2 separate regions of the Mus musculus genome follow, and region 1 is linked to region 2. The links are chromatin loops, found by intact Hi-C in ENCODE. Cell type or tissue: gastrocnemius. All regions are shown on one strand. Each heading gives the region's core, and the rest is flanking DNA. Links, peaks and the distances in the headings are about the cores only. Region 1 holds the start of Hapln2 (hyaluronan and proteoglycan link protein 2). Region 2 overlaps Rhbg (Rhesus blood group-associated B glycoprotein).

Region 1 (15,330 bases), core at 5,910-8,409, 220 kb after region 2:
TCTAAAAATGGATAAGTCTAGAATCCTGAAGTTAACAGGCAGGGTTGTTCCGCAAAGAAAAAGATGGCTCAGAGCAATCTGAAGGGGCTAGAAAGAAGGCTCAGTGGTTGGGAGCCTGAACTATTTATGCAGAGAACCTGAGTTCAGCTCCCAGGACTCACATCAAGGAGTTCATAACTGCTTATAACTCCAGCCCAGGGGAACCTGATGTTTCTGGCTTCCTCAGTAGCTCACATGCACAGACACACACGTGCATGACTAAAAATAACAAATAGCAGCTGGAGAGACTGGAGAGATGGCTCAGTGGGTAAGAGCGCTGACTGCTCTTCCAGAGGTCCTGAGTTCAAATCCCAGCAATCATGTGGTGGCTCACAACCATCCTGGGATCTGATGCCCTTTTCTGGTGTGTCTGAAGACAGCTACAGTGTATTCATATACAATAAATAAATACATCTTTAAAAAAATAACAAATGAAGTTTTGTTTTGCTTTGCTTTGCTGACACCAGGGCCTTGCTATATAACCTTGTCTGTCTTGGAACTTGCTATGTAGATCAAGCTGGCTTCAGACTCCAAGAGAACCTACCCACTTCTACCTTCTGAGATCTGAGATTAAAGGCATGTGCCACCACTCTTAGCTAAAATTAATAAAATCTTAAAAAAGAAAGGGAGGAAGGAAGGGAAGAAGGAGAAAATTGAAGCTTTGAGGGCTTCTAAATAGCTGTCTTGGGGTCAGGTCCTCTGCACTGGCAGAAGCCAAAGCCTTAGTTTTACTCTGAATTGTTGATGGACACCTGTCCATATGCTGTAAACACGTAAAACCATGCCAGGTGTACACCTCAGCTCTGTGCATGTGTATGAGTTGTCACGTGGTCTATGGGCGTGGACTTCAGCGTGAGGAGAGGCCAGGGAGGCTGCAGAGGAAAGAATTTTTCCCCTGAGAGACAAAGGATCCTCCCTATCAGAAATTTATTTATTTATTTATATTCATTTATTTATTTTATGTAAGTACAGTGTAGCTGTCTTCAGACACCCCAGAAGAGGGCATCAGATTTCATTACAGATGGTTGTGAGCCACCATGTGGTTGCTGGGATTTGAACTCAGAACCTCTAGAAGAGCAGTCAGTGCTCTTAACTGCTGAGCCATCTCTCCAGCCCCTTATTTTTATATTCTTTTGTTTTGTTTTGTTTTGGTTTTGGTTTTTCGAAACAGGGTTTCTCTGTATAGCCCTGGCTGTCCTGGAACTCACTTTGTAGACCAGGCTGGCCTCAGACTCAGAAATCCACCTGCCTCTGCCTTCCAAGTGCTGGAATTAAAGGCATGCGCCACCACTGCCCAGCTTTATATTCTTATTATTTCATATGTGTGGATGTTTTCCTGAGTGTGTGCCTGTGCATCATGTGTGTTCCTGATGCCTCCTGTGGCCAGAAGAGGGCATCAGATCCCTCGGGACTAGAGTTACAGCCGTGAGCTGCTGTGTGTGTGCTGGGAATTGAAGTCAGATCCTCTGGAAAACAGCCAGCGCTCTTAACTTCTCTGGCCCTGTTTTTCTTTTTTTTTTTCTTTTTCTTTTCTTTCTTTTTTGAGAAAGGTTTCAACTCCGAAGCCCAAGGCAGACTCAAACTCATGACACTCCTCCTGTTTCAGCATTTCAAGTGGTGGTCCACATCTGTGGCCTCTCCAGAATTTTAAAATGTTATTGTTGTATGTGAGGGACTGTAGGTTGAGTTTCAGTGTGGAGGTCAGAGGACGACTTTTGGGGGTCCATCTTCTCCTTCCACTGTGAGTCTGGTGATTGAATTCAGCTGCCAGGATGTGGTTTTACCTACCAAGCATCTCACCAGCCTTGAAAATGTAAACAAAATCCATCCATGGGTGCAGAGGAAGGAGGAACTGTGAAATCAGATGACTCTATTTTAGAGAGATTCCCATGGTGCTGGAGAGATGGCTCAGGTGTTAAGAGCACTTGCTCTTTCAAAGGACCCAGGTTTCATTTTCAGCACCCAAGTTACAGCTCTCAGGGTCTGTAACTTCTGTTCCATGGTATCTGTTGCCCTCTTCTGGCCGTTTTAGGCACTACAGACATGGCGCACAGACATGCACCACTATAAATTAAAAGCCACACTCATACATCTAAAATAATGAAATAAAAATAGCTAGAGAATTTCCATAGTCCCTCCTTGCTAGGAGTCCCTTCCCAGGGACAGAAGCATCTTCCTGTGATTTCTACCTCTCTAGCAGCAACCCCAGCTGTGCAGCATCACGCATGATCTTTTTATAATCCTGGAGTTTAGAGTACTGAGGGTGCCCCATTCCAGCCTTCTCCTATCCTCTTCCTGGATGTCAGTTTCTGCTCTGAGCCAATCACCCACCCAGGCCTTTTTCCGGTGGTTTGTGCCAGCCTGTCCTGCATCCCACATCCCCAGCTGTTGACATTTCCATGCCATTGCCCAAGGGACGAATAAAGGGCCCCTGTTACCCAACAATAGGGGAGAAGACAGGGACAATGGGAAATTGTGTTTCTAATAGGGTGTGGACAGAAAAGAAAAGGACAGACAGACAGAAAGGGTCAGGGTCCTGAAGCAGCCAGACATCCTGAAAATCTGACTCCCATCTTGACAGCCTCTTCTGAAAGGCCATATATAGCCTGGCACAGAGGGCACAGGTGAGGGCTTTGGTGGGGGGGAGGGCAATTCTGTTGTTTGGATGGGGTCCATATGAAAATACAGAGCTGGATTCACAATTAGGGTTCGTCCCCGCTCCTCCTGGTCCAGCACCCTTGTACTTACAATTGGTCTGTCCCACCCCTGGTCTAAGGACAGAAGTAGCAAGGCCCGCTCTCCACACTCTTTTAGGTAATCTCCAGGATTGCTTTACTCTGCCCCCAACCGGTGTCTTGCCCTGGCCCCAGGACATCAACTGGCACAGATGCAATCACGGCTGACTTAGTGTGCTGCGTGAACATAGGCCTCAGTGCCTTGGCTTCTCTGAACACAGGAAACGAGTCTCTCTAGAACCGTGTCAGAGGAGCTGCAGTCCTGAGGCTCTAGGGTGCTTTGAACCCCCAGAATCCCTAATGAACCCCCACTGCAACTTCTTCCTTCTGCAGGACAGGAAGCTGCTGAGCACAGCTCGATTTGCCTCTGAGGAGAGATCATCTTGCAGGTAGGCAATGGGCTGCTGGCTTTCTATGTGTGGAAATGTTATATGTGTGCTTCTCTTAAAATACAGAACCTTAGATCAGTGACTAAGAGCTCAAGCTGGCCCAATCTGATTCAAACCCCAGTTGAACCTCCTTCCATAGCTCGGTGACTGTACCTGGGTGTTTATCAATGCCTCCCTGGATAGCCAGAGGAGTCAGAACAGTATACCGCAAAGTGCCTAAGTCAGATTGGACTTTAAACATGTCCGTGGTAGCTCAGTCCATTTTTTATTGCACTTTTATTTATTTTGTGTTTATGTGTGGTGTGCCTGTGCCATGCTTGTGTGAATGGAGTCCGAGGACAAGGTGTGGGAGTCGGCTCCCTCCTTTAAGCGTATGAGACCTAGGAAATGAACTCAGGTCATTAGTCTTGGTGGGGACCATCTTTACACATGGAGCTATCTCGTCAGCGCCTAAACATAAAGATCACTCTTATTTACCAGGCTGTCCCATATGGACTCCTGTCCCACATGCTTTACTTGTAATTGAGAAAGGGTTTCTCTGTGTAACCCTGGCTGTCCTAGAACTCACTATATAAACCAGGCTGGCCGCAGACTCACAGAAATTCACCTGCCTTTGCCTCTTGAATTCTGGGATTAAAGACATATACTACTTGACATTTTTATTTTTATTATTGGGAGGTTTTTTTTTGTTTTGTTTTGTTTTGTTTTGTTTTTTGAGACAGGGTTTCTCTGTGTAGCATTGGCTATCCTGGAACTCACTTTGTAGACCAGGCTGGCCTCAAACTCAGAAATCAGCCTGCCTCTGCCTCCTGAGTGCTGGGATTAAAGGCGTTTGCCACCACGCCCGGCTTATTGGGTTTTTTTTAAAGTTGTGTGTGTGTATGTGTGTGTTAGTGCCTGTGAGAGTAGGTGCCCTCAGAGTCCTGAAGAGGGTGCCAGATTCTCTGGAACTGTGACAGACTTAGCATGGGTGCTGGGAACCAAACACTGGTGTTTTCGACCCCTATTGGAAAGGGGAGGGTGTTTTGTTTTGTTTGTTTGTTTTTTAGTGGGGTGGATTTTATTTGTTTGGTTTTTGTCTTGTCTTGTTTGTGTTTGGTTGGTTTTTTGAGATTGCCTGTGTGGCACTGGGATTCTCTCTGTACAACAAGGCTGCCTGCCTGGCTCTGTTTCCCAAGTACTGGGGATAAAGGCATGTATGTGCTAGAACCAGCTGGCAGGAAAGTTCTTAATGTAACTAACCTGTTTCTTTAGATACAAACTGGTCTATCTAATGCCCAGGGCAGTAGATACTCTTCAAGGCCTTTCTTTACCGCTGTCTTCTTCCTTTAATTGCTTCCTGTTAATTCACAGCAAAGCACAGTTTAGCCTTACTCTGCGCTCTATAGCAAGTGTTCCACCTCAGGCACTGTTTTAAGTGTTTTACAAACATATGATGCATTCAGCTAATTTTTGCTGAACTTGCAGGATGCTACAATTATTACTTTACTAACCAAGACACTGAGGCTAAGGTTAAGCTACTCCTTTAAGGTTGTGCACTTAGCATATGGAAGAGCCCAGTCTATAAAATAAATAAAAACAAGGGGTCATCAGTCCACCATTTGTTTTTTGTTTTTTTTTTTTTTAAAGTTCAAGGTAATAAGACTAGAAACTACAAAAAAAACAAACAAACAAACAAAAAACAAACAAACAAAAAAAAAAAACAGGGTAGGGCGGGAGGAGACTCCAGAGCCCAGACAGACAGCTGCAGCTTACACTGTTTTTATAACTTGATGGTGTTATGTATTGTAATTCTGGAAAACCTAGTGACACGGGTAGTTGAGGCGATAATAAGGGTCTGAGAAAAAAGTTCCCTGTTTGCTCCAGGAAACTTCATATGCCACAGTGAGGCAGACTGGAGAGTGAGGGAAGGTCTTCCGGAGGTCAGGCCCACTTAAGTCCAGGATGCCTGGATTCCAGTACAGAGTCGGGTGTGGAGGTCAGTTAGGGGAGACAACATTGACTGCAGGGGAGCCTGGAGCCTTTGAGGTGAAGACGCTTCCACGTTATCAGAGAGAGAGAGAGAGAGAGAGAGAGAGAGAGAGAGAGAGAGAGAGAGAGAGACTCTTCCAAGCAGGGCACATATTATTATTGTATTTAACTTGGTTCTGGGGTAGAAAGTGATGCTGGCAAATTAATACAGAGGTTCAAATTCCAATGGAAGGCCTGGGGAGTAGCTGGGTTGAGGAGTAGCTGGGTTGAGGAGTAGCTGGGTTGGGGGACCCAGAAAGGAGATGCTAGGTCAGGACTTGCTGGCTGGGATGACCTGTCATCAGTGAGGTGAGGCTTGTTGGCTTACAGCTGACAAATGCCTCCATGCACCCAACAGGAAGCCGACCCTCATCTCTGCCCCCCTCTCTGTCCTTCCTTTCAGTACTAGGGAGTGCCCACCACCTGTGCCCTGCAGACGGTGCTTGCTGACACCATCATGCCAAGCAGGATCCCTCTCCCTGCGTTCTGCTGCTTCCTTCTCCCCTGGGCCTTCACCAGCTTTCACAAAGCCCTGGGGAATCCGGGTAAGACCGTAGCCCAGCCCCCAACCAGAACACTGGGGTAGGGGACCAAGGGATGGAGGAATAAAAAGGGCAGCTGTTGAAAGTCCCTAGGGAGTGAGAATCAGTGGGGAGAGGTAAGGCTGAGCCCGAGGAGAGCCTCTGGGGACTAGGTCTGAATGGGCACTTGGGGCAGGGAAGATCAGAAGCCTGCCACTGTGGCCCCTCTGCTCAGCCCCCCATCCGGGTCCCCACTACCTCCTGCCCCCCATCCACGAGGTCATTCACTCTCGTCGTGGGGCCACGGCCACACTGCCCTGCGTCCTGGGCACCTCGCCTCCCAGCTACAAAGTACGCTGGAGCAAAGTGGAGCCCGGTGAGCTGCGGGAAACGCTAATCCTCATTACCAACGGACTGCACGCCCGGGACTACGGGCTCCTGGGAGGGCGCGCCAGCTTGCGGAGAGGGCATCGGCTGGACGCCTCCCTGATCATCAAGAACGTGCGTCTGGAGGATGAGGGTCGGTACCGCTGCGAGCTCATCAATGGCATTGAGGACGAGAGCGTGGCACTGACCCTGCGCCTGGAGGGTGAGCTTTCCTGCGCCGGCACTGAGGTTCCCTAATTATATTGGGGCACCTCACCTCTGCCGGCCTCCCCTGCCCGCGCTCCCCTCCGCACCCAGCTGCCCTGTCCAAGCTCTCCGCTCCCCAGGTGTGGTGTTTCCGTACCAACCCAGCCGAGGCCGCTACCAGTTCAATTACTTCGAAGCGAAGCGGGCGTGTGAAGAGCAGGACGGACGCCTGGCCACTTACGGCCAACTCTACCAGGGTGAGCGGCGGATCCCCGGCTGGAGGCCCCCTAGCTGCACATCGACCCCGGCGAGTTTGCGGGAGCTAGAGTCTGGCTTGTGCTGGTGACTCCCGTCCTCCCCACCCCCTCCTCCGCCAGCGTGGACCGAGGGGCTGGACTGGTGCAACGCCGGCTGGTTGCTCGAGGGCTCCGTGCGTTACCCTGTGCTCACCGCGCGGGCTCCGTGCGGCGGCCACGGGCGGCCAGGCATCCGCAGCTACGGGCCCCGCGACCGCAGCCGCGACCGCTATGACGCCTTCTGCTTCACCTCGGCCCTGGCAGGTGAGCCAACTGCGGGCAGGCGGCGCCCGGCCTGGGGACTCCGCCTGCAGGAAGGGCCGTGTCGGGTCAGAGCCTGGACGAAGGACTCCCGGGCGTGGGAGAAAGGACCTAGGAGGTGGCAGGAGCTGGACTTGTTGGCGGAGCAGGGGCTGGTCAGCTCCCTGTGTCGTGGGCGGGACCAGGAGGAAGAGATGGGCGGGGCCTGGGCCCGGGGCGGGGCCGGTGTCAGAAGCCAGGCAGAGAGACAGCGTGTGGGCGTGGTCTGATGTCAGGGCGAGCGCATCCTAGACAATTTTCCTCCGCACGGTCCTGTGAGGGCTTCTCGGAGCTTCGCGGCCGGGTCCCCGTCCCACACCAGCTGCTTTGGGCGGCCGGTCACCCACTCGCATTTCCAGGCCAGGTGTTCTTCGTGCCGGGGCGGCTGACGCTGTCAGAAGCCCACGCGGCTTGCCGGAGGCGCGGAGCCGTAGTAGCCAAGGTCGGGCACCTCTACGCCGCCTGGAAGTTCTCCGGCCTGGATCAATGCGACGGAGGCTGGCTGGCGGACGGCAGCGTTCGCTTCCCCATCACGACGCCGCGGCCGCGCTGTGGGGGTCTCCCTGACCCAGGGGTGCGCAGCTTCGGCTTCCCCCGACCCCAGCAGGCGTCCTACGGGACCTACTGCTATGCCGAGAAGTAGGAGTGCGACAGAGTGGCGGGTCCCCTCTGGACAGACTAAGGCCCAGCCCTCACTTCTGCCTTCCCCAGGCCAGCGCGGTGCTTCGGGCTGCTGGGCAAAGGGGCGTCCCGGGCATTAACTGACCAATAAAATAACATGGCACCTTCTTTGTTCCATAAGAACAAACATATATTGCATCTATGGCTCAGCAATATACTGGGTTTGTGATTAGAGAGCACCCACAGCACGAAGGACAGAGGAGAGGAAGGAGGAGAGGAAGTCTCAGCAGACCTGGCCATCTACACGGGAGAATACAGGCTGCCCTTTATGTCTAACCAGTCACTCAAAGGTTTCTTATTCAAAATTTCCAGGAACTCCAAACTTCCAGAGCTGTCTGGGCCCTACAAAACAAATATTCAAACTAAACTCATTTCTAAATGTACTTATCACTTCCAAGGTCTGTTTTATTTAGTTTATTAATTTTATTTATTTATTTTGAGACAAGGCCTCTCAATTTTTCCTTGACTGTCCTGGAACTTCCACTGTGGACTAGGCTGGCCTTGAATTCACACACATCAGCCTCCCTCTACCTCCTAAGTTCTGGGATCACATCTGGCTAAAGTCTACAATGAAAGACGGTAAATTCCGTGTGGACTGAGAACTCAGCAGCTAAGCTAACTTGATGCTCTTTCAGAGGACGAGGACCCACAATCATCTGTAACTCCAGTTCCAGGGAATCCAACAACCTCTTCTGACCCCCACAGGCACCAGGCAGGCACACTGTGAGCTTGTCTACTATAATAAATCCACTTGAGAAAGATACAGACAACCATGCTGATAAAGACAACTAAAAGCAAATGAGTCCTTTATTTTTGGCTGTGATCAAGAGTGGCTCTGAGCCTCTTGGTACCCTAAGCTCAGGGGTACCAAGATACAAACCACAGTTAAATCAATGTTAGATGAGAGTCAGAGGAAACTTGCAACATTTGTTTTTGGCAGAACGTAGTAGTTATTTCATGCATAACATAGCAATTATTTTTTACTTATACCTTCTAAACAATAATTATTTTGGTTAATGCATCTGGGCTATGCTCAGAGTCATGGAAGTCCCTGAAGTGTAGACTGTTCGGCGAAAGCAAGGGGTTGAGGAGTATCTAAGCAGACCAAAATGGAGTCCAGACAAGACAGTCTTGACATTTCACTCATCTACTTATTTAAGTTACTTTTAAATCATTGGTTTTTATGAGGAGTAACAATCAGTTAATTAACAATCAGTTCATTAGGCAGGGCCTGATCATTAGACCTAGGAGGACAAGGACAAACAGACCCCTGGACTGTGAATAAGGTCATTGACCATGGAGTCCAATGAAGCCAGCTACGGAAACAGCGACTTCTGGTTTATTTTTATTTATTATTTCTAAGGACCAATTGTTATTTGGTTTATAGTTAGGCCTTAATTATTGAAGAAATCAGGTAAAAAAAAATTAAACCTATTGTGTTTAGCTACAGCAGAGCTAATAAAATCTTGTCAGAGTCCAGTCCCAGGGAGCTGTCCGGGTTACCCCTATAGGAAGCTTTGTGTCTGATGTTAGCATCAATCCAGAGGGAGAATGGAACATCACAATTCCCTGAAGAAATAAACCTCTGCCAGATCCCAACCAAGGAGGTTTCGGTTGTCCTTAGACTTGCTGAGATCCTGACCCTGTGTTGACACCCCAGCCCCTCCCCCCAGCACTTTCACCTGACTCCATCACCCTCTATCACCTGCATCCTAAGAGCCAGGACAAAGCCTTCCTAAAGCTGAAATGGCCTTGTCTAGACGAGCAACTCCAGGAAAGAGAGACTGCAGAGTGGCAGGTAGCCCCTGCAGCTACATTTAACGTCTCCATTTCCAAGCTCCCTATATAAACTCCGAGTGTTCCCCCTCTTCAAAGGCACCCCCTTTCCCTCCGGAGAATGTCTGTCCATTGCTGTTTGAAATAAACAGTCTCTTCTGGCAAGGTCAGACTGGTCTCTTTTTGCCTCTGTCTCCTTATGGCACCTCAGGAATAGCCTACACTGCCAATCCCTATCAGCAAATGTCCATTGTTGAATTTCTTAAGCCTTACTATGGGTTTCCAGGTTTCACAGTTTCTTCCTCATCAGGACCCAGCAATCGTGGGTCCAGGTGACACCTATAACTCAGTGCTAAACGAATGTCTGTAGTTGAGCCTGCTAGACTGACTGGCCCTGAGTCAGACAGAGCCTCTGTCTTATAATATTTGAAGCTCTCTGAGGAACTTCTGACAGAATCAGGTAATTGCCTGTCAGCTAGGTGGAATAATTGAAAGCCAGAGAAGAGGGCATAGCCAATTGAACTAGCATGCAGGTCCCATGCCAGTCAGGTGGCTGGTACAGGCTTCCCCTGTTCACAGCATCCCCACTGGGAAGACATTGAGGGCAGAGTAATTGCTATTTGTCTCGATGTTGCTGGAGACATTCAGGATGTAAATGCAGACTGTAAGATCCTTTGCTGGGTGAGAGTTCATCCCCTGTCCCATGAGACATGAAGGGCCATTCATTTTCCCTACAGATGGGGAGGAGGGTTTCTAGGTCCAGCCTACACGGCCAGAGACAGGAGCATCAGACTTCCTGGAAGTATAATTTCCCACGATGAAAATCTTTCTCCCGTAACGAGGCCAACATGCAATTTACCCTGATGGGGTCTGTGTTCCACCCGAGAAAAAGGGGATGCTTAAATTTAGGGGTGTCCTGCCACTCAAGTGTAGTGTAATTTAACCCGTTTTATTCAAGTTTTCAGATTTTCATAACCAGCTTTTAAAATATACCTGATTTTAGCCAGGCGTGGTGGCGCACGCCTTTAATCCCAGCACTTGGGAGGCAGAGACAGGCGGATTTCTGAGTTCAAGGCCAGCCTGGTCTACAGAGTGAGTTCCAGGACAGCCAGGACTACACAGAGAAACCCTGTCTCGAAAAACAAAAAACAAAAAACAAAAAACAAACAAACAAACAAAAAAACCAACCTGATTTTGAATCTTATTTTATATTAAATAAACTTTAAGCTTACCTTAAAATTGTTCTGAGTTATGTGATTTAGGCTTTACTGACGACATATACAGAAGATTATTCAATGGGAGATACTGAGGACATATACAGAAGATTATTCAATGGGAGATACTGACGACATATACAGAAGATTATTCAATGGAAGATATAGACTGGTCTCTCCCTCCAACCTTGTCTCTGTAAATGAATTACATTTATTCTTACCTTGACAAACACAATTTGGGACACATTAAAGACATTTGATCATTTATAAGATAATTATCTTTGGGGGAGGGGATGAGACAGGGCTTCTCTGTGTAGCCCAGGCTGTCTTGGAACTCACTCTGTAGACCAGGCTGATGTCAAACTAAGCAATCCATCTGCTTCTGCCCCTCCCCCAGGTGCTGGGATTAAAGGCGTTCACCACCATGCCTGGTTTTATCTTCTATGTCTTAATTACCTTTAACTACTTACAATAAATTAATAATTCTCATCAATTAGGATTTTATAATTCTATCTCTAAGATTTTTTAGCCTTAGAAATTACATTTTGTTCAAAAAAAAGAATCTAATTTAATATCAAAATAAACTTTAAAACACAGATATATTCCATGAAGAAACTGAAAAACTTCATTTTTCTAATACTTTTTTTTTTTTTTTTTTTTTTTTAAAGATTTATTTATTATATGTAAGTACACTGTAGCTGTCTTCAGACACTCCAGAAGAGGGAGTCAGATCTTGTTACAGATGGTTGTGAGCCACCATGTGGTTGCTGGGATTTGAACTTCAGACCTTTGGAAGAGCAGTCGGGTGCTCTTACCCACTGAGCCATCTCACCAGCCCCTAATACTTTTTAAAAAAGATTTATTTATTATTATTCATAAGTACACTGTAGCTGTCTTCAGACACACCAGAAGAGGGCGTCAGATCTTGTTACGGGTGCTTATGAGCCACCAGGTAGTTGCTGGGATTTGAACTCAGGACCTTTGGAAGAGCAGTCAGTGCTCTTAACGGCTAAGCCATCTCACCAGCTCCTTCTAATACTTTTTAAAAGAAACTTTTTAAAAAAAGATTTTATATAGATATATATGACAAGTACACTGTAGCTGTCTTCAGACACACCAGAAGAGGGCATCAGATCCCATTACAGATAGTTGTGAGCCACCATGTGGTTGCTGGGAATTGAACTCAGAACCTCTGGAAGAGCAATCAGTGCTCTTAACCACTGAACCATCTCTCCAGCCCTTAAAGAACCTTTTTTTTCTTTGTGAGTTTCCCATCATGCACCCCAGTCCTGCTCATCTCCCTGTCCCCTCATATCCACTTGCTTTTGGAGGAGGGTCTTGTGCTCTGCATATTCATGTGCTGATTTCTGTGACTCTCCTGTATCAATATGGCATAAAGGATGCTCCTCCTCAGTTATCTCTGATTGGTTAATAAAAGACTGAACAGCCAATGACTGGAAAGAGGAGATAAAGACTGGACTTCTGGTCCCAGCCAGGGGTCCCAGAGAGAAGAGCCAGGGAGGAGTCCACCACAGGCAGGTACAGGTCCAGAGGAAGGGACATAGTCGGGTGGAGGAAGAAGAAGGAAGAAGTAGTCTCCAAGGAAGTTCTCCATGAGGACTGACAGCTACTGTGGATGGAGCTAAGGAGAGACTAAAAGCCAGGATCTCAGTGTATGTGGCTGGGAATCGCTAAGATAGCATAGAGGATTGGGGATATCTGCTCAGTTATTGTGCTTAAAGCTTGTTGAATAAATCATGGTCTCGTCTCAATTATTTGGGAGTTAGCCAGGTTAAAAACAACTGCAACCTTTAAATTTCATCCTATACTTTGCCCTTGCAACCTTCCCCCAAAATAAAACAGATACACAAACAAGCAACAATATACAAAAAAAACCAAACAAACCTCAAACAAACAAAAAAAGCATAGATAGTATCTCAGTGTGCGGTTCAGTATATCCCTCTGTCCACACATATTCACTTGTAAATGTTCATTGCAATGAGCATTGATCTGGTTCGGGGTCTCTGGCATCTGTGACACCATCTATATTGGATCCTCACTGGGACTCCTCCCAGTTATCCTGTTGTTGCCCTGTGTCATGGAGGTCCTGCAGCTTTGGAACAGCAGGACTGGCCCTTTCATGCATCCCAACCATTTGCAGATGATATATGTTTTGGGGTTGGCCATCTCAGAGCACTGGGTCTAGGCCTGGGTGGTAGCAGAGCTGGTCAGCCCATCAGTTCTCCCTTTTCCACACCACCAGAAGCTCTTAAGCACTGCTCTGGCAAGCACTGCTCTGGCTCAGTCACCCAATGCTGCTGTCAGCAGGAGACAGGGTCAGCTCTGCTCTCATGCCCTCGGGGCCAGCTCACCTGCACCCACTCCTCCAGAGCCGGCTTCACTGTGCTGCCCTGTCAAGGTGCACAGCCCACTCTCCCAAGTGCTGCAGCCTGTGAGGGACTGGGACAGCTTGCCTGCTCTCAAGTCCTCAGGGCTGGTCACCTGAGCCTTCAACATCAGAGTCAGCTCCACTGTGCTGCCCAGGCGAGGTACAGGGCCCACTCTCCTGAGTGCTATAGCCAGCCAGTGAAGGGGCAAGGCCAGCTCTCCCAACTACCGAAGATGGGGAGGGGGAGAGGGAAGGCAGAACCCCATCACCCATGCTACCTCATGGTAGACTAGTGGCCGGGGCCAGTGGTCCCTCAGGGCTGGCCCACTCGTGCCTCTTGGCAAGGGCCAGCCCTACTGTGTTGTCCAAGTGAGGTTCAGAGTCCACTCTTCCATGTGAGAGGCAGGGACAGCTTTCCTGCTCTATTGAACCTGGGGCCACTTTTCTGACTGCTAGAGGTATGTGTGGGGGGATCACCTCCATACCAGTGCCATCCACAGCACACAAGTGACAGAGTCAGCTCTCTCATGCTCAAGCCCTCAAGACCACTTCACCCACACCCCTGCCATTAGGGCCAGCTCCACTGTGCTGCCTGGGCAAGGCAGAGGACCCACTCTGCTAGCAGTGAGAGATGGGACCAGCTGTTTAGAGCGTGGCATCTAGTGAGGGGCGAGGTCAGTTCTGCACACCCCCGAACATCCATATCTCTCATGGTATTATGACCCATGGACATCAATACTGACCCCTGCCACTGATAGCCATGGACCCAGACTTGGCTCTCAGTGGCAGCTCACCATGGCCCCAGGTGGCAGGGCAGGCCACTCACAACGACAGAAACTTAGCTACAGACTCAAAATGGCTCCTGATTACAAATGTAATCCTGGTAGTTTCTCAGCAAGAGTATCCGGACTTGGTAGGGCAGACCACAAGCATCTCAAGACTCCAAAAGGAGTCTCAAGAACAGATAGACTATCCTATCTCAGAGGAAGAAGGCTTGGAGACTCAGAGGAAATGACAGACAATGGTACCCAGGATAGCTTCTATCTCCATTCTCTCTCTAGAGCCCTACAATTGATAGACTCTTCCATATAGATAAACTTGCATGCATCCTTTGGCCACTCTGAGATGTAGTCCTGGACTCACAAGCCGGCAAGGCTCCAGGGATGCTGGGGTCTCTGTGGAGTTAAAGAATTGGGAAGGCTGCTCCTCCCCTGTCCATCTTGCAGTCCTGCCCTATGGCTCCTGCTGCCACCACTTGCCCTGTGCCACAGGCTGTCTGGTTCCATCCCAGACCTTATCTTGCAGAGATTGGCTGGCAAGATATGGCTTGCCCCTTGGGAGAAGGGGAATGGGAGTTGATCAAATTCAGGCTCTGGGCAAGACCATAAGTGGGAGAAGAGCAACAGGAACGAGTTAGGATGAGACTCTGAAGGGTAGAGAGCTGGGAAAAGCAGGGAAAGAAATAGTTGTAAAGCAAAGACCAAGTAAGGGGAGGGGTAGCCAGGGGATGCACAGACAAAGGCAAACTGAAAGGTGAATCAGGTCATGGAGTTTTCGGTCAACAGAATCCCAGAAAGAGGTTAGCATTACTCCTGTAACGGATGATGGGGCTACAGATTTCTTCCTAAAGCATAAACTGTACCCCAGGTCAGTTTCTAATTGCCACTAAGCAAAGGTGAGCTTAGAGAAGAGTTGAGTTCTTCTTCTTCTGAGGACCAACAGCAGGGAGGGGATAAAACAAGACAAAGATGCCAATAACAAAATATTCCATCAGGCAGAATTTGCCCAGCTTGTATTCAGTCATTCATGGTGTTGGCTGGCCATTCATCCCGACTAAAATCCGAATATAGATCTGTCATAAGAGATAGAATCAGGCTGGAAGGTGGTGGTGCACACTTTTAATCCCAGAACTTGGGAGGCAGGGGTATGTAAATATCTGAGTTCAAGGTCAGCCTGGTCTACAGAGCAAGTTCCAGGACAGCCAAAGATAGACAAAGAAACCTTGTCTCAAGAAATGAGAGAGCGTGAAATGGTCTAGGTCTCTAGAAAGTTAATTACAGTCAAAAGATGTTTGGCTGGGGCACACAGGTGAAGGGATGGCTTACTAAAGCAAACACGTGAAAGACTGTTTTCCTGAAGCAGACAAGGGTGAGAGGATGCTTGGATTTAGCAGACACATGAAAGGATGCTTGATGAAGGAGTGTAAATATGACCCCATAGACAGTGGGAGACGAGCACTGAGTTTTGTTTGCTCCACCTTGATATTCTTCGCTAAAGGCACACATGTATTGATTCATCATATATAGTGTTGTTGGGCTCACCTTGTGATAATGCTGTCACCACCGAGAGAAACTCACCCAAGCACTGCTCTCAAGGTTCCCACGGCAGCTTGCTGCTTCTGCAGCCT
Region 2 (14,718 bases), core at 1-2,500:
GGCTGGGATGTGTGGGTGTGATGGTCTTATAAGATACCTTGGCGGTTTTTTCCTTTAAGGTCCACGTCCAGAACGCAGCACTGGCTGGAGGTGTTGTGGTGGGGACATCAAGTGAGATGATGCTGACACCCTTTGGGGCGCTGGCAGCTGGCTTCCTGGCTGGGACTGTCTCCACACTGGGGTATAAGTTCTTTACGGTATGGTTGCTTTTCAAGACTGGGACTAAATATGGGAGGGAAGGAGCCTGGACCAGTGACTCAGGATTCCCAGACCTTCTGCTACTTCTCCACCAGGTTCTGGATACGGATAGATAGATTGATTATCCACTCTGTTTATCCAAGCCTGACTCTCCACCCTATCTTCCAGCCTATCCTTGAATCCAGATTTAAACTGCAAGACACATGTGGTGTTCACAACCTCCATGGGATGCCAGGGGTCCTGGGGGCCATCCTGGGAGTCGTAGTGGCTGCACTGGCCACCCACGAAGCTTATGGAGATGGGTGAGTCCTCCCTCATTCTCTCCAAAGTGACCTCTCTTCTTCCTCGAGAGCCAAGGGGAAAAAGAGCCTCTCCACCTGTTCCCATCCACCCATTTGGCCATTCACCTACCAGTATGGTGAGAACCGAGGGCCTGCTGTGGCCTGACCTCCTGGTCAGGGCCATGGATGGCCATAAAGTAAACAATTTCAAGAGCACTGAGCATTCCTTCAGGACCAGCAAGAGGTAATGACCTCTGGGGTCTACATCTCACACTGTGAGCCAGGAGTAGGGCAGGCAAAAGAGACCTTTGACTGGGTTCTGACAGGTATGTGGAGGTGGCTGGCTTAGGACAGGAGAGCACTTGAAGTGAACCTGACTGAGCAAAGGCCTGGGTGAGAGACGCTGGGGATCCCTGCACACCCTCTGGCTGCCCACAGGCACGAGTGACACAGGACACCCTGGCTGCCTGTTTCACATCCATCATTCCCTGTCTGGTCTCCCTTCAGCCTGCAGAGTGTGTTTCCACTCATAGCCAAGGGTCAGCGGAGTGCCACGTCTCAGGCCGTGTATCAGCTCTTCGGAATGTTTGTCACACTGGTGTTTGCCTCTGTGGGTGGCAGCCTTGGAGGTGAGTGGCTTTAGCTGGGCAAGGATGTCAGGTAAGAGCCCCAAGGAGGGGTACCCAGGAGGAAGGGCAAGGGATGCTTGCCCTTCCTGTAGGCTCACTTCCACCAAGATTCTCTCAGAACACCTGCCTGTGTCAGTGACTGGGCAGCATGGCCTCAGAGTGAGGAGGTACTGGTCTAAGGTCACACCGGCCACTGGGAAGGAAGGCTCCTCTCTGGGCTGTGTGCTGACGTTCTTGTGTTGCTCCCCTATGCCACTAGAGGGCAGTCTAACCCCAGCTGCTGGGAAGAGGCCAGGTTCTCCCCCACACCCCACCTCACCCCCAAATCTCCTCTGGGCAGCAGCAGACAGAAAGAAGGAGGCCTAGCTCACCCTGGAGTTCAAAGCCTTTCACAGAAGCTGTCTGCTCACTGGCCCTAGGTCAGGCATCCCCTCCTGATATCTGGCCTTAAGAACAAAACCTGATGCTGTAACATCCCTTCCCACTCACACCCACCCTCATCCTGAAACTCTCTATGGTCTAGTTCCCCGGGTCATGCTTCATGTGATCACTGTCCCTTAGGCCTTTCCCATGTGGAAGGCCACAAGAAAATGAGCATCTCTACTTCACAATTGAATCACGATACAGCTGCAGACATGAGCAAATTCTCTCACTTCTACCGGCTGGTGTCTTTGTGGGTAACTTGAGGGGTGGAGCCACCTTGCAGGACTTTCCCTTCTCAGAAAGGTGGACTCGCAGACCTTGGCTATCTGGAGTTCACCATAAGCTTATCAACCTGTGGCCCTAGGTGACAACCTCCCCCCCACCCCCCTGGGCAGGGACCAAGGGCCCTTACACACCCTTCCCTGTGGCTACCAGGGCTCCTGCTGCGGCTCCCCTTTCTGGACTCCCCTCCAGACTCCCAATGCTTCGAGGACCAGGTTTACTGGGAGGTGAGACACCGATACAGTTTGTCCCCCTTGACACTCCCTCTCTGCTCCCTTGCCTTGCCTTGGGCTACCACTTGCCTCTTTCCTTGTTTATGGGCTCCTTCTCAAGATCCCTGGAACTTTTCTTCATCCCTCCCTGCTTTGCAGGTACCTGGAGAGCAGGAGACTGAGACCCAGAGGCCTCTGAGGGGTGGGGAGTCAGACACCCGGGCCTAATTGCTGCCAGCGTGAGACTGTTCTCAGAGAAGACAATGGCTCCTGCCAAGAGAGCCTTCTCTGCCTTTGTTACTGTTGTGCCTGGAAGCCTGCCGCCCCTAGGCAGATCCCCATTAGCTGTGGCCAGAAAAGGCCAAAGCCAGCCTAGGTGACTGCCACCCCATTGACCAGTGTTACTCTGTTCCAGTGTCACCCAAGCCAGCTCCACTCTGGGTGGGAAGCTGGGTGATAAACAATGTATCACCAAGGACTCTGACACCTGTGTGCGCCTCTCCCTTTCACTGCTGAGGCCAAAATCTTGTGACAATCAAAGACCTTAGTGTTGACAAACCCTCTTTGGGTCCACAGAACTCCACATTCTACTGTATATGTCCCAACTAGTCCCATCCTCTCCAGGGAGAGGCATTATTGTCCAGAATGTCTGTGTCCACTTCAGCCATCTGATGCTGTCCCCAAATCCTTCCCTCAGCTGGCTTTCCAGTGCTGGGAAGAATAGGAAGAAGCCCAAAAGGAGCGTCTAAAGGGTGGTCTGCCACAAAACCTCAGCAGTTCAGCACCTGATGCCAGTTCATGGCCGGGTCCTGACGATGGCCAGGGTCATGTGGTTCTGGGACTGTGGATGAGGAAGGCAGCTGGGCGCGCGTTGAGCTGACTCATTTGAGCACAAGAGGGCGCTCTAAACCAACAGACGATGCCACCTCTATGCCTTGCCCAGGTCCTTGCCACCTAACCTTCCTAGCCGCCTCCATGTGGGTCCACAGGCATCCGTGCAAAAATCCGTTCAGGTGATGCCAGAAACTTCATATCTCATCCCACTCTTGGCGACTTCATCCCTTCGGCAGGTGGGAGCCCTTTCTGCCAAGAGCTGAGCACAACAACAGACACTTCTGCCTCCAAACTAAGGCCCCTCTGCGGGAGGAACCCAGAAAGTAAGGACACATCCTGGGCTCCACTTGCCCAGTGTGTACCTGGGCTCCCCCGTGCAGCTGGAGGTGGTGGAGAGAAAAGCTCTCTAGGGAGCTATAGTCACTTGTTCTACAGCCCTCTCCCCTCCGTACTTCCCTGCCCATTGCTGGCTGGGCTATGTAGGCTGGAGGATCCCAGGATTGAAGCACAAGGCTCCCAGTCACTGTGGAGAAGTAGTTGGGAGAGTTGGGACCCAGCTCTGGATGGGTGATGGACAGCCAGCTGGCTTGGCCTGCCCCCAGCTGTTCTGGTGAAGGAGAGCTGTGAAAATTCCTTCACTCATGGTACCGAGATGTTCAGGCTGGCCCTCCCTGCTGCTGGTTCATTTTGAACTGCAACCAAGCCTCTTCTTCAGGCAAAAAAAAAAAAAAAAAAAAAAAAAAAAAAAAAAGGCTCTTCCAACACTGGGAGAAGCCATCTCAATCCAGGGAGGCTTCCCCATTTTCCTTACATGCAGGGGCACACGATGGGTCCTGCAGAGTATGCTGTTTCATCCTTTGTGGTTTCCAGTGACGGTTTGATAATGCAGGAAAGATGGGTCCCTCTTTCAGGAGCCTCAGCCTCGTCATCACTGGTCCCCCTCATGGTGGGCTATCTATTCGGGATGGGTCAACAGGGTGACAGGGGGAAGCCAGGGACAGGGGCATGTCATCCCTCAGGACAATGAGGCCTCTGCCTCTCAGGACCAGCCCCTCTGATCAGCATGCTATCACTCTCAATGAAGAACAAGGGTATCCTTGCCTGCTCACGAACTCTGTCCAGCCCCAGTGCCTGAGCCCTGGGAACGATAATGACATAATGACGTATCCTCACCTCCTGCCTGCTTCTGGAAACTAGATTGAGGCGGTGCAGAAAGTCCCCTCAGAAGTGCCGTACTCTGGATTGGCACACTGTATATGTACTACGAAAGTTAAGTGTCCAAGAACACGGAGCAGGAGGCCGGGACCTTAGGATGTTCTAACAGCTATCCTCTTTGGTCTGGGTGGGAGACTACCTGGCCCGGAGGAACCTTCGACGGGCCGTGAGCATTGGGATTCGCGTCACGGCTCAGGCCGCTCCTTGGAGGAATTAGACACGGCGCGGCATCCGAGGTGCGGCCCAGTGGCTGCCGTCGCCCTCCCTCCCCCGGCGGCTTTGTCTGGCGAGCTGCGCCCACCGCCCGGCGCCCCCGTGCGCAGCCAACAAAGCAGGCTACTGTCCCCGGGCCATATGCAAATGCTCCAGGCGGCCAGCGTCCCGCCGCCGGCTTCCAGCCTGAAAGGGTCGGCCGGGCAGGGGGCGGCCGTGCTCCCGGGATAGAGCACCATTGTCTGTGCCGTCCGTGGCGAGAAGACCTGCACCGGCTTCGGGAGCTTCAGCTTTGGGGTCAGACCGAGTAGGCACGCACTGACCCCTGACCCCCACTCCCGACGCAGCGTATGCCTCTGAGTCATCGTGGCTGGGGTTCAAAACCAGCAGCCGTGGATTCTAGATGCTCACCCCTTAACCCATCTCTGCCCTCCTGCCTGTCCTTCCTTACATCACACTGATCTAGGGGAGTCTGGTAGATGCTTCTGGGGCCAATTCTCTTCCAGAGCACAGAGCAAAGTACTCGAGATGTCCTTAAAACAGAGCAAGTTACAAGGCAAGATGCCATGTTGGGTCGTCTGTGATAAGTGAGCTCCGGGACCACACGGGACTCCTTCTTGCCAGCCACCACGTTAGCAGGCCATTTTTACTGAAGGAACCATCAGCAAAGGCAAAACAGGTAACACCCAGTGACACTGGGGGTGAGAGAAAGAAGCCTGTGGCCCTCTAATCAGGGCAGTGGTTCGGCCAAAGAGGGATGTCCCAGAGAGCAGCCAGAGTGTCCGCTATGGGGACCCAGCCCTAACTCCAGGTCCCAGACACAGGCTTCCTGAGGCAGGCAGGGCCAGAGTTCACCTTTTTTCAAGTTCCTACCAAAGACTTACTTAGGTGAGAGGCACTCACCTAAGGGACACTCTGAAGAGTCTTAGAGTCTGCAGCACTGATACTTGTTAGTAGTTTCAGGCAAAAATTATTCTGAAAAATCTCAAAGTGACAAAAGATGCCTCTGAGCCATCGTGGCTGGGGTTCAAATCAACAGCCACCAATGCTCGCCCCCTTAGCCCATCTCTGGCCTCCTGCCTTTCCCTCCTCGAATCACATTGATCCAGGGGAGCCCGGGAGATCCTTCTGGGGTATCAAACTGTTCATCCCAGCTTTTAGGAGGTAAAGGCTGGTGGATCTCTGTGAGTTCTGGGCCAGCCTAGTCCACATAGTGAGTTCCAGGAAAGCTAGGGCTACAGAAAGAAACCCTGTCTCAAACAAACAAACAAACAAACAAACAAAATAAAACAAAAAAAAACAAAAGAAAAGAAAAAAGAGAAAAAAATGGAGAAGAAAGAAAAAGAAAGAAAGGAAGAAAGAAAAGAGAAAGTGCCAGGTGTGGTGGCATACACCTGTAATCTCAGGACCTGGCAGGTTGAGGCTAGCCCCAGTCTGGACTACAAAGGATGTTTCAGGACAACCTGAGATACAAGATTCTGTCAAATAAAAAAGAGAAGCATCTAGGATTTCCACAGCAGTGAGTGGACTGGCTGCTACTGCTGAGAGGTGGGGGAAGGCACTGGTCTCCCAGGACATCTTTGAAGGGGGAAGCAGCCCCGGTACTGGAACTTAGGCTGTTCCTTCCTGTCTTGCCTATTTTTGGGGTAGCATTTGAGACACTTCAGAATGGGTGAGAAGTTGGCCAGGAGAGCAGGGTAGAGGCTGTAGCATTTCCTGGTGCCAAGGAAGAAGGCGAGCTCTGCCTTCCTAGCACCTTGGAAACCAGTCCCTCTGTCCAGGTCTCTGACCCATCTCAAACATCTCCAGTGTTAGCCTCGTGGAGGCTGCTTCGGGGGCCCTCACCAGCTACCTCTGGAAGAGACCAGAAGCACAGAGCACACTGTTCCCCCCCCACCACCACCAGGGCCCGACGCCATAGGTGCTTATAGATGCTCTGCTTGCTTGCACAGCCCCAGAGGGTGCCAGGGTGGTTTCTAATGCCCTCTGGCTTGCATCTCCAGGGCTTTCTGGGCAGGACCCGAGGAGGACCCTCTTGGCTCTGAGGCTGAGGGGAAGGAAGCAGCCTTTGTTGGGAAGCCATCCTCTGGGTCCTAAGCCTTACTTTCCCACCCTGCTCTTGGCAGGAGAGCGCTCAGCAGGAGAAGCCCCCCTCCGGCCCCGCCCCAGCACCCCTCCTTCTCAGCTCAGCACCATCCATCTCCGTCTCCCCAGAGCAAGGAATGTGCTTCAGGACACTGTGGGACTTGTTCCCAATCCCTTCTAGCTCATTTCACCCGAGCTTTTACAAACTGGCCTCCATCCCATGGCTGCTGTCTGGGTTCTGCTTCTAAAGAAGCAGACAGAGGCCCCTCCTCCCCACCATTTCTCATGCTTTACTTTGCCCCAACACCGGAGGAGGCTGTATCATGGAGGGTCAAGGAACCCTGGGGTGGGGCAGGGTCCCCCCAGACCCCAGCTCTACTCAGACACCCAGCGCTATGGTGATGTCTGCCTATGTTATGACCCAGGCTACAGGCCATTCATCTCGCCTAGCCTTCCTGCACACCCCAGTCCCAGCAGGGAGCTTCTTGTTGGCAGTTGCTAACCAGAACCACGAAGCATGGGCCTTAGTGGTGCCCAATTGCTAGTGTACACCCATTACCTGCCCTTTGGCAAGGTGCTGAGCAAGGGGTGCTGCCCACCTGCATCTGGGGAACCACTGCGCTCTCTCTCTCTCTCTCTCTCTCTCTCTCTCTCTCTCTCTCTCTCTCTCTCTCTCGGACTTGCTAGCTGAAGGTTGGCAGGTACAGAGGCTTGGAAGGCATTTAGTAGTGAGCTTTCCTTAGAAGTGGAAGGGTCAAGCTGCATTTCCAGACGCCCCATCCCCACCCCAATCCAGGGAGGCCAGCGTATGAATGTGAGCTGGCCTCATGCTAGGGTCTTTCTTCTTTAGCATAGGCAGTGGGTCAAGATGCTGTATGCAGAGACTGGTTTTCCAGGAGCTTCAGTGTGTATCCTATTGTATCTCTCTGCTCTGGGCAACTGTGTAACTCCATGTGCTGTCTGGTCGGGAGTATGCTTGCTTTCTTCTCTGGCAGATACATGTTTGAATGTTCACCATGGGTTTTCAGCGCCTGGCCTAAGGAGGGCACTGAGATGTCAGTGGGACAGCAAGATAGATTGTAACAGGACTGGGTAACACACTTTTGATTGCAACAGTTACCTGATAATCACCAAGCCGCCACCAGGTGGCCAGAAGAGTGTAATAGGGAGACTCAGAAATGTATGCTGGTCATCTCTTCCAAGGGACTGTCCTTCCTGTCTTCAGAAAGAATGAGTCCTGCCTGCTCTGTGGGCCTCCTCATCTGTATTTGTGAATCCCCGTGCTCACATTCCACGAAGTGACTTCACTGTGTTCTGCAAGGCAGAGACCATGACTCAGTGCAAACAGCGGCTCTTCCTGAGAAACCCTTCCTTGACCTCCGGCCTCTGGCTAGTCAGAAAAGAGTGGCTCCGTTTGCCTTGGGAAAGGGCAGAGAGCCTGCCTGCCCTCAGCTGGAACCAGGGGGCGTGGGAGAGGCTGAGCCCTCCGGGATCTTTTGGAGGAGCACAGGGCACCTGCTCCCAGGGAGCCTGTCTGGGCTTCCACGAGGGACCCGCTGACCTCTGCACCTCTCTACTCCCCCTGTGGAGGTGCAGGGCAGTGCAGGCTAGCCTGAGAAGGAGCTGCCAGCTCACACCTGCTTGCCTCACTCTTCTCTTCTGGCCAACTGAACATAACTAGGGGGTCTTGATTCCCTGCAGCTGTGAAGAGAGGATCCACCCAGGGTCTCCCCCAACCCAGGGAAAAGTCCTGAAAACAAGCTCTGGCAAAAATCTTCGAGGAGGAGAGACCTGTTAGAAGGCCTTTAATCCTTTAATCCCTCAGATGGGCCTTGAGACGCTAATGGCTTTCCTAATTATTCTCTCCTATTTTCCCATAGCTGTGAGGACTTCTCTCTGAGGACTTTTGAGCGGAGAAAAATTCTGAGTGAGGAGTGTGGAATGAATGGCGTTCCCCCACCAAATCAGTTCTGAGCCTCCAAGTGGCTGAAGAGGTGGGGGAAGGGCCAGGACCGCCCCAGCTGGGGTGTTAGGCTTCCCATGGCTGACACCCGGGTACAAGGCACAGTGGCAGGCTTGGGACAATGGGGCAGTTGGGGTCTGCCTAAGAGAGCCAGGTGTGGGACTGGGGTTCCCTCAATGTGAATGGCCCATTATCCAGCCAGAGGATGGGAGCTGAGGGCCTTTTGTGTCCTTCTCCCTATAATCACCCTGGTGGTGGTGAGGAGGGTCTCTTTGTGTCCCCTCTTCCCTGTAATCACCCTGGGAGGGAAGTGACGGTGAGGAGTGTCCTTAAACCTTCCTTAGAGAACAGTTGGCCATTCAGGCCCTTGGCCCTCCTTGTCTCCAGCAGTCCAGGATTCAGGGGTTTCTTTATATTGGGGTTCAGAAGCAGCAGACATGGCCAAGATCTGGGTTCAGACCCCTCCCCTTCACTGTGGCCTTCTTTGTAAGACAGCCCACCTTCCCAGCTACCACCCTACCTTGGGCACCTAGGGTCCTTGTCTGACCTCTTCAGTTATGGCTCCCAAGGGCTCAGCCCTGCCTGGGAGCAGCCTGACCCTCGTCTCTGGCCTCTGCTTTGCTTTAGTGAACACTCTCCTACAACCCCCCTGTGGGATAAGGCATCAGCTCCCGTTTCCCCAGCAGCTAGGAGACTTCTCAAGTACACTGAGTGAGGCAGGCCGGAGAACCTCCAGACACACGCAAGTCATTTACAGTGCCTTTGTCCTGTCCCTTCACCCTTCTCCAGATGACTGCCAAGACCCCTTCCTGGGATCCCTTGAGCTAGGCTGTAATCACACCTCTTGGAAAGGAGACAGACTCAGAATGTGCTTAGAAACACCAGAGGGAGGAAGAGGGGTCCAAAGGCAGCCAGGCTGGCCGCTGCTGATGCTAACCAGTAGATAAGTGGGAACATGGAGGCTCCCCACACAATTCTGTTTTCCCTGTGACTTGCCAAAATTTTCCTCAAGAAAAAGTTAGGTAAAATCCAATTTTTCTTATGTACCTCTCTTTAAACTGCAGCTCACCAGTCCTGTCGGCCCTCCCCTTTTCTCCCCATCCCTGCCCCCCCTTTCCTTCCCACCCCTGCCCTCCCTGCCTTCCCCTCCCCTGTACTGTTTTCATGGGTGTTCTCTGCCTATGTCATTTTGATCCTCATCAGCCTCTCCCAAAGGTCAGAGGTCATGGGTTCTGGTGGCACAATCCTGGACTAGCCATTAGCCCCCCACCTGCCACTCCAGGGGATTAGGGCAGGCCTGGCTGGCTGGAGGCTTTTGCAGAATTGCTTCAGAACAGGGAAGGTGCTGTCTTCACATTCCTGGCCTGCCTGTGTGCTCCATAAACCCTTGGAGCCATAGCTGGAGGGTCCTTCCCCATGGTTCCGCCTGGGCTAAGCCCCTAAGTGTCCCATTCTGCACCACTTCTAACTTTGTCAGGCATCAGCAGCCATTGAGTCCTGTCGCCCTGTTGGGGGTGGGGCTGGGGGGACTGGTTGTGAGGGCTGTTACCACAAGGCCCCTTTATTCCCAGCAAGACTAATGGTGACAAGTTTCTACCCTAAATCAGCCCACATTGTGGGGTTGCTCCTGATTAATAACAATCCTAAGAGCCACCAGTTGTGAATCCTCAATTCCTGTCCTGCACTGGACCAAGTTGTTCACAGACTTTAGCTTAGTTTGTTCCTTAGAGGCTCTGAGAAATAGCTACTGTTTCTGTTCCCATTTTTCAGATGAGAAAGGTAAGGTGATTCCCCAGAGAGCCTTTGTCTTCAGCTCAGTTGTGTAAACAGAGGAAGGGAAGGGTGCAGCATGTCTTGAATGGATGCCTTCGGTGGGTGCTACAGCAGCATGCTTCCCTCTGCAAGGCCTTGCTCCCCTAGCTCCCGAGGCCGGGGCTCACACACCCCTCTAGTGGTGGCAGAGGGACTGCTATTGCCTGCCACACAGGCAGGTACAGGTTGGTTCTTTAGAGACCTGGGGAGAACCAGGTGCCCACCCACAGTGCCAGCTACAGAGGTTGTTGTGGGGACAATCCTGAAAGCTTACAGGAAGATATGGGAAGGCCTGTGACCACAAGACAGATGCATGGTGATGAATGAGAGGGGCAGGGGGAAAGAAGGGCGAGAAACACTGTGTTCCCTACCCCTCCTCCTCCAAACCAGGGCACTAAGGGAGTCTTCCTCCTCCCTTGCTCCTCTCTCCTCCTCCTTCTCTTCCTCCTCCTTCTCCTCTCTTCTTTTTCTTTCTCTTCTTTTCTTTTTCCTTTTTTTTTTTTGTAGGAGAACAAGTGTAAATGTATTAAGAAACAGTGAGTAAGAACTGAGCATGGGAAGGGCTCCAAGAGAAGAGCTTTTTACCGGACCTCTCTGGTTCCTTGCAAGTCTGAGGGTCTCTGATATCCTGACCTTCACAGCCAAACACTATTCTTCCATCCCCGCTTAAAAAAAATTTTTTTTTTGTTTACTTATCTTGAAAGTCAGGGTCTCACTATGTAGCCTTGGTTGACCTGGATCTCCCTAGGTAAACCAGACCTCAAACTCACATAGCTCTACCCGCCTCTGCTTTCTGACTGCTGGGATGAAAGGCATGTGCAACCAACCCCAGAGCACCTTCCTTAATTTTAAAAATAAAAATCAGCTGGGCATGGTGGCACACACTATTCATCCCAGTGCTTGGGAACTCCATGAGTTCAAGGCCAGCCTGGTGTACAGAGAGAGTCCCAGGACAGAGAAACGTCGTCTCACAAAACCCAAATAAATAAAATAAAAAATAATATTTTAAATTAAACTGAGATGAGTACAAATACGGCACTGGGTTCTATGCCCAGGACAAGGAAAAAACTATTTCTGAATAAACACTTATTTCATGCGGACCAGAAGAGGCTCCCACACCTTCCCCCCACAGGGCTCTCAGAGTTCCTGCCCCCAGGCCTCTTACTTATAAAAGTAAACAGTCACCCGTGACCAGGTCACCCATGACACGAGGCAGCCACTGATGCTCAACTCTCAGGGGAACCCAGCAGGCAAAGAGAAGACTCTACATGAGTCACCGAAGTGGTTGTCACATGACTGTTAGTGGGCAGAGGTGACTGTCTAAGGAGAGGGCACGGTGTGTGCACAGGCTTGGAGAGGGGGCATGGCCGGCCGTGTCTCCGGGACTGTGCTATTCTTTTGGAATGTGAGCAAGGGGGAAGCAAGCAGGCTGGCTGAGCTAGAACCCTACAGCCAGGGGCTTCTGGGGTACAGTCAGCTGCAGACTGAACTCTCTCAGCACTGATAGAGAAGGTTGGAAGACCTGTCCCTTCCTAGGAAGATGGAAGGGTCTGAAAGGAGCCAGTCCTGATCAGAAAGACCCTGGTATCTACAAGGAGTCCCTCAACCTTTACTGTGTGTTTGGGAGAGTTGATAAACTGATGAAAGCTTAGTACAATACCGACATTGAGTGTGTGCCCAGTTAATGCTGCAGAGATCATGATCTCTCCCCTGGCTCCATACCTACTTGGTGGGGACCTAGGCATCCTTCTGCACAGGCTGTATCTTCTCCCGTGGTTTCCCTGGGTAGGCACAAGGCAGGGGCAGAGCACATGAACTCGAGGTTCTGTACTTGAGCACAAGAGTTTGATTCCCTTCAAGAGAGGAAAAAGACCTTCCTGACTGGCCCCTCGTTTCTGCACCTTCTCACTTACCTCCCTTGTAAAACACCCGGACTCATTAGAGATCTACAGCCAGGCCTGGCTCACACCCTGCTAAAGGCAGCAAGCAATTAGATCGTTAGCACGGGGCCCCAGCCCACCTGCTCCAGCCCGACCACTTTGTTTTAACTCTAATCCCTTAATCTCCCTCCATGGCAGGCTGGCTCTGGGTTTTTTTGCCCTGCAGAGCCCCTTCCCTCTCTTTCTCTCCCTTTCTTCCCCCCAATTAGGAGCCCTTCTCTTTCACAGAGAGCCTATCTCAGCTAAAGGCCTCCCCGCCTATGAGAAATAAAATGCTGGGCTGTCTCTGGTCTTGAAATGACTCCCAGTAACCATTTGACTCTCCCTAGAAGTCTTTGCACAGAGGAAGCTGCCACCCTGTGACCTGGCCTGGGTACAATGGCTAGGATGTCTACAATAGGATGTCTTTCCTTTGTCTCTTCTTGATCCAGTTTCTCAGAGTTCTCTGGAACTCTCTTCCCTTGGTCCTTTCATAATGACTTCTACATTCCTTCCAACTCACCCACACTGCCTGGGCCAGAAGCCACCAAGACCTGTCATAATGGAATTTAGGCCAGAGCCCTGATTGGATAGATACCTTCTACTAGTAGCCCCATGTTGATTCCCTGTTCTCGGGCCCTAGGGCCTTTAGCCACAGAGAGGTCAGGAGAACCTCAAGGGTTTTTTTTTTTTTTTTTTTTTTTTTTGTCCTTGGAGCTTCGAGCAGAGCAGAATTATGGGGAGGGTTAAGGTGACCCAGAATATATGCCTGTCAGAAGGTTTCCTGGGAAAGGTCTGTTACTATCCAGGTTACAGGCCTTGTTTGTACCCAGATTCACAATCAGTGCTGAGGACAGCGCAGGGGGGGAAGGCCCTGTTCCTCGTGCCTTCTCTAAGGTCTGTGGGCTGAGGGGAGAGCCGGGCACCAATGCCCAGCTGCTGTCCGGCGTTCCCACAGGTCTGGTGCCAGTGTGTGAATGAGGAAGTGTGGGAGGTGGGACTCCCCACCATCTTTTGGCTGGGATCACAGCCAAACCCCTGAGGCCCCAGGAAATGATAGAAGTGGGGGAGCAGCCACGAGGGGAGGTGGGGGTTGCCTGGCACCTCCCAGGAAGGAGAGTCCAGCGAGTCTGGCATGGGCCAAGCCTCCTGCAAGATGAATGGATGACAAGGGCCCTCTCTTCCCCAGGGCCTCTCCACAAAGGCCTTGGCTACACCATTGAATGGTGGGGGGTGGGGTGGGGGTGGAAAAGGGAACTCGGGCCACCCGAGGAAAAGTGAGATTTTTCCAAAGGCCTCTACACTCCTAGGAGAAGCCCTGGGCTCAGGCCCAACTTGGCTTAAATCAGCTGAAAGAAGAGGCAACTTTCTTAGCATTTCTGGGTCTCAGTTTCCCCAGGCCCTGGTGTTCTCTCCCCTCTTGATGTCTCTGCCCCTATCCCCTGACGGAAGTCCTAAGACCTATGCAGGAACTGTCATTCCAACCTGCCCACCATAGCCTAAGTTGTTGCAAATCAGTGGCCAGGGACTTGCTATTTGGGATCTATGTGACCTGCAGGAGCCCCAGGCCTGTCTGTGAAGGGTCTGAGGTCAGGAGCCAGTGACCTGTGAGGGACCAGGATGGCACTAGATCAGCACAGCTGCTCTCTGGGGCCCTTTCCTCTGCTAGCCTGTGTGTCCAAGAGCTTTCTGCCCGTCTGTGAACTTAGAGCCTGGGTTGTTCTTTCACGGTTCCGTAGGGCATGGTTTGGTCTCACCTATTCAGAAACCTCTCTATATTCTCTTCCATCTCTAGTTCCTCCCCAGACTGATTAGTTTTTTCCTTTGGTCAGTCCTTCCTGAAGTCTAACCTTTTATTTGTAAGTTGCCCCTCCCTAGGGGCTAGCCTTTTTCCCAAGCTACCCTGCAGCTGGAACCCAAAGGGAAAGGGAGGGGGTGACAGGCTCTATGGTAACCCAGAGAAGAGAATGCCTTCTCTCCTCATCTGCATATAGACAGACTCATCTGCATACAGACAGACTCATCTGCATATGCTCAGTGGGACTCTGAGAGCATATAAGTGAGGGCCTGCCTGGTTCCTCCCACTTCAGTCAGTCTGTGGAATCCCTTTTTAGGGAAGAACTCCTCCCTGCCCTCTTGCCCTCCTGACCCCAACTGGGTCTGGCTAGGTCTTTCAGTTACTAAAAGGCAGCTCACCCCCTGCCTCTGCTTGCTGCCACCCCAAACCCTTTCCTGGTTGGGCGGAGACCAGCACACCCACCAGATTCTCTACAGATCCCATGGGCTTCCTAAGGAGCTGCTAGTGCAAGCATGGGATTGGCTCAGGGCTGACCACTACTTCCCACCCCCATGTCCCTGAAGATTGATGCTCCAGCCTAGTAGGGGGAGGGGGTGGCAGCTTTCACTTGCTCACACAGGGACCTGCCCTTGGGACCCCAGTGCTCACAAGCTTGCTGGACCAGTAGCATCCATAGCCCTGGTCAGATCCCAGGCTCTGTCCTTTTGGGGAACGCTAGGGCTCATGGGGCTTTCCTGATGCTGAGGAACTGAGGACCCTGAGGCTGGTCCTTTCCCTCCACAGCCTCAGTTCCTCTGGAAAATGAGGGCACTTTTTGATTTGCTGAACCATGCAGGGCCTGAGCGTGCAAGGTA

The links. Hi-C counts contacts between places; a loop is a spot of excess contacts. Peaks named below come from ENCODE experiments on the same cell type or tissue, not always from the same donor. Only the 100,000 strongest peaks of a DNase experiment are listed, where the experiment ranks them.
Region 1: a loop joins it to region 2, with 1.9 times the contacts of the local background. A loop is called at or near these places in 6 of 42 quality-filtered maps.

The regions. Positions count from the first base shown.
Region 1 is chr3:88,014,718-88,030,047 of GRCm38, reverse strand. Hapln2 (hyaluronan and proteoglycan link protein 2) reads left to right here and starts at 2,537. Exons shown (of 7, transcript NM_022031.2): 1 at 2,537-2,663; 2 at 3,108-3,163; 3 at 5,577-5,718; 4 at 5,930-6,283; 5 at 6,408-6,524; 6 at 6,645-6,827; 7 at 7,223-8,298. The coding sequence starts at 5,631. The coding sequence ends at 7,506. In gastrocnemius, for the core only: no CTCF peak of the experiment used is centred there; DNase peaks (open chromatin) are centred at 6,691, 7,031 and 7,381; H3K4me3 peaks cover 1,681 bases; H3K27ac peaks cover 343 bases.
Region 2 is chr3:88,230,915-88,245,632 of GRCm38, reverse strand. Rhbg (Rhesus blood group-associated B glycoprotein) reads left to right here. Exons shown (of 10, transcript NM_021375.3): 6 at 60-197; 7 at 367-500; 8 at 987-1,108; 9 at 1,967-2,040; 10 at 2,185-2,759. The coding sequence ends at 2,253. Among named protein-coding and RNA genes, the nearest start is that of Rhbg, 16 kb to the left of the region's middle. RefSeq lists an enhancer at 6,258-7,401. In gastrocnemius, for the core only: a CTCF peak has its summit at 1,357 (motif pointing right); a DNase peak (open chromatin) is centred at 1,382.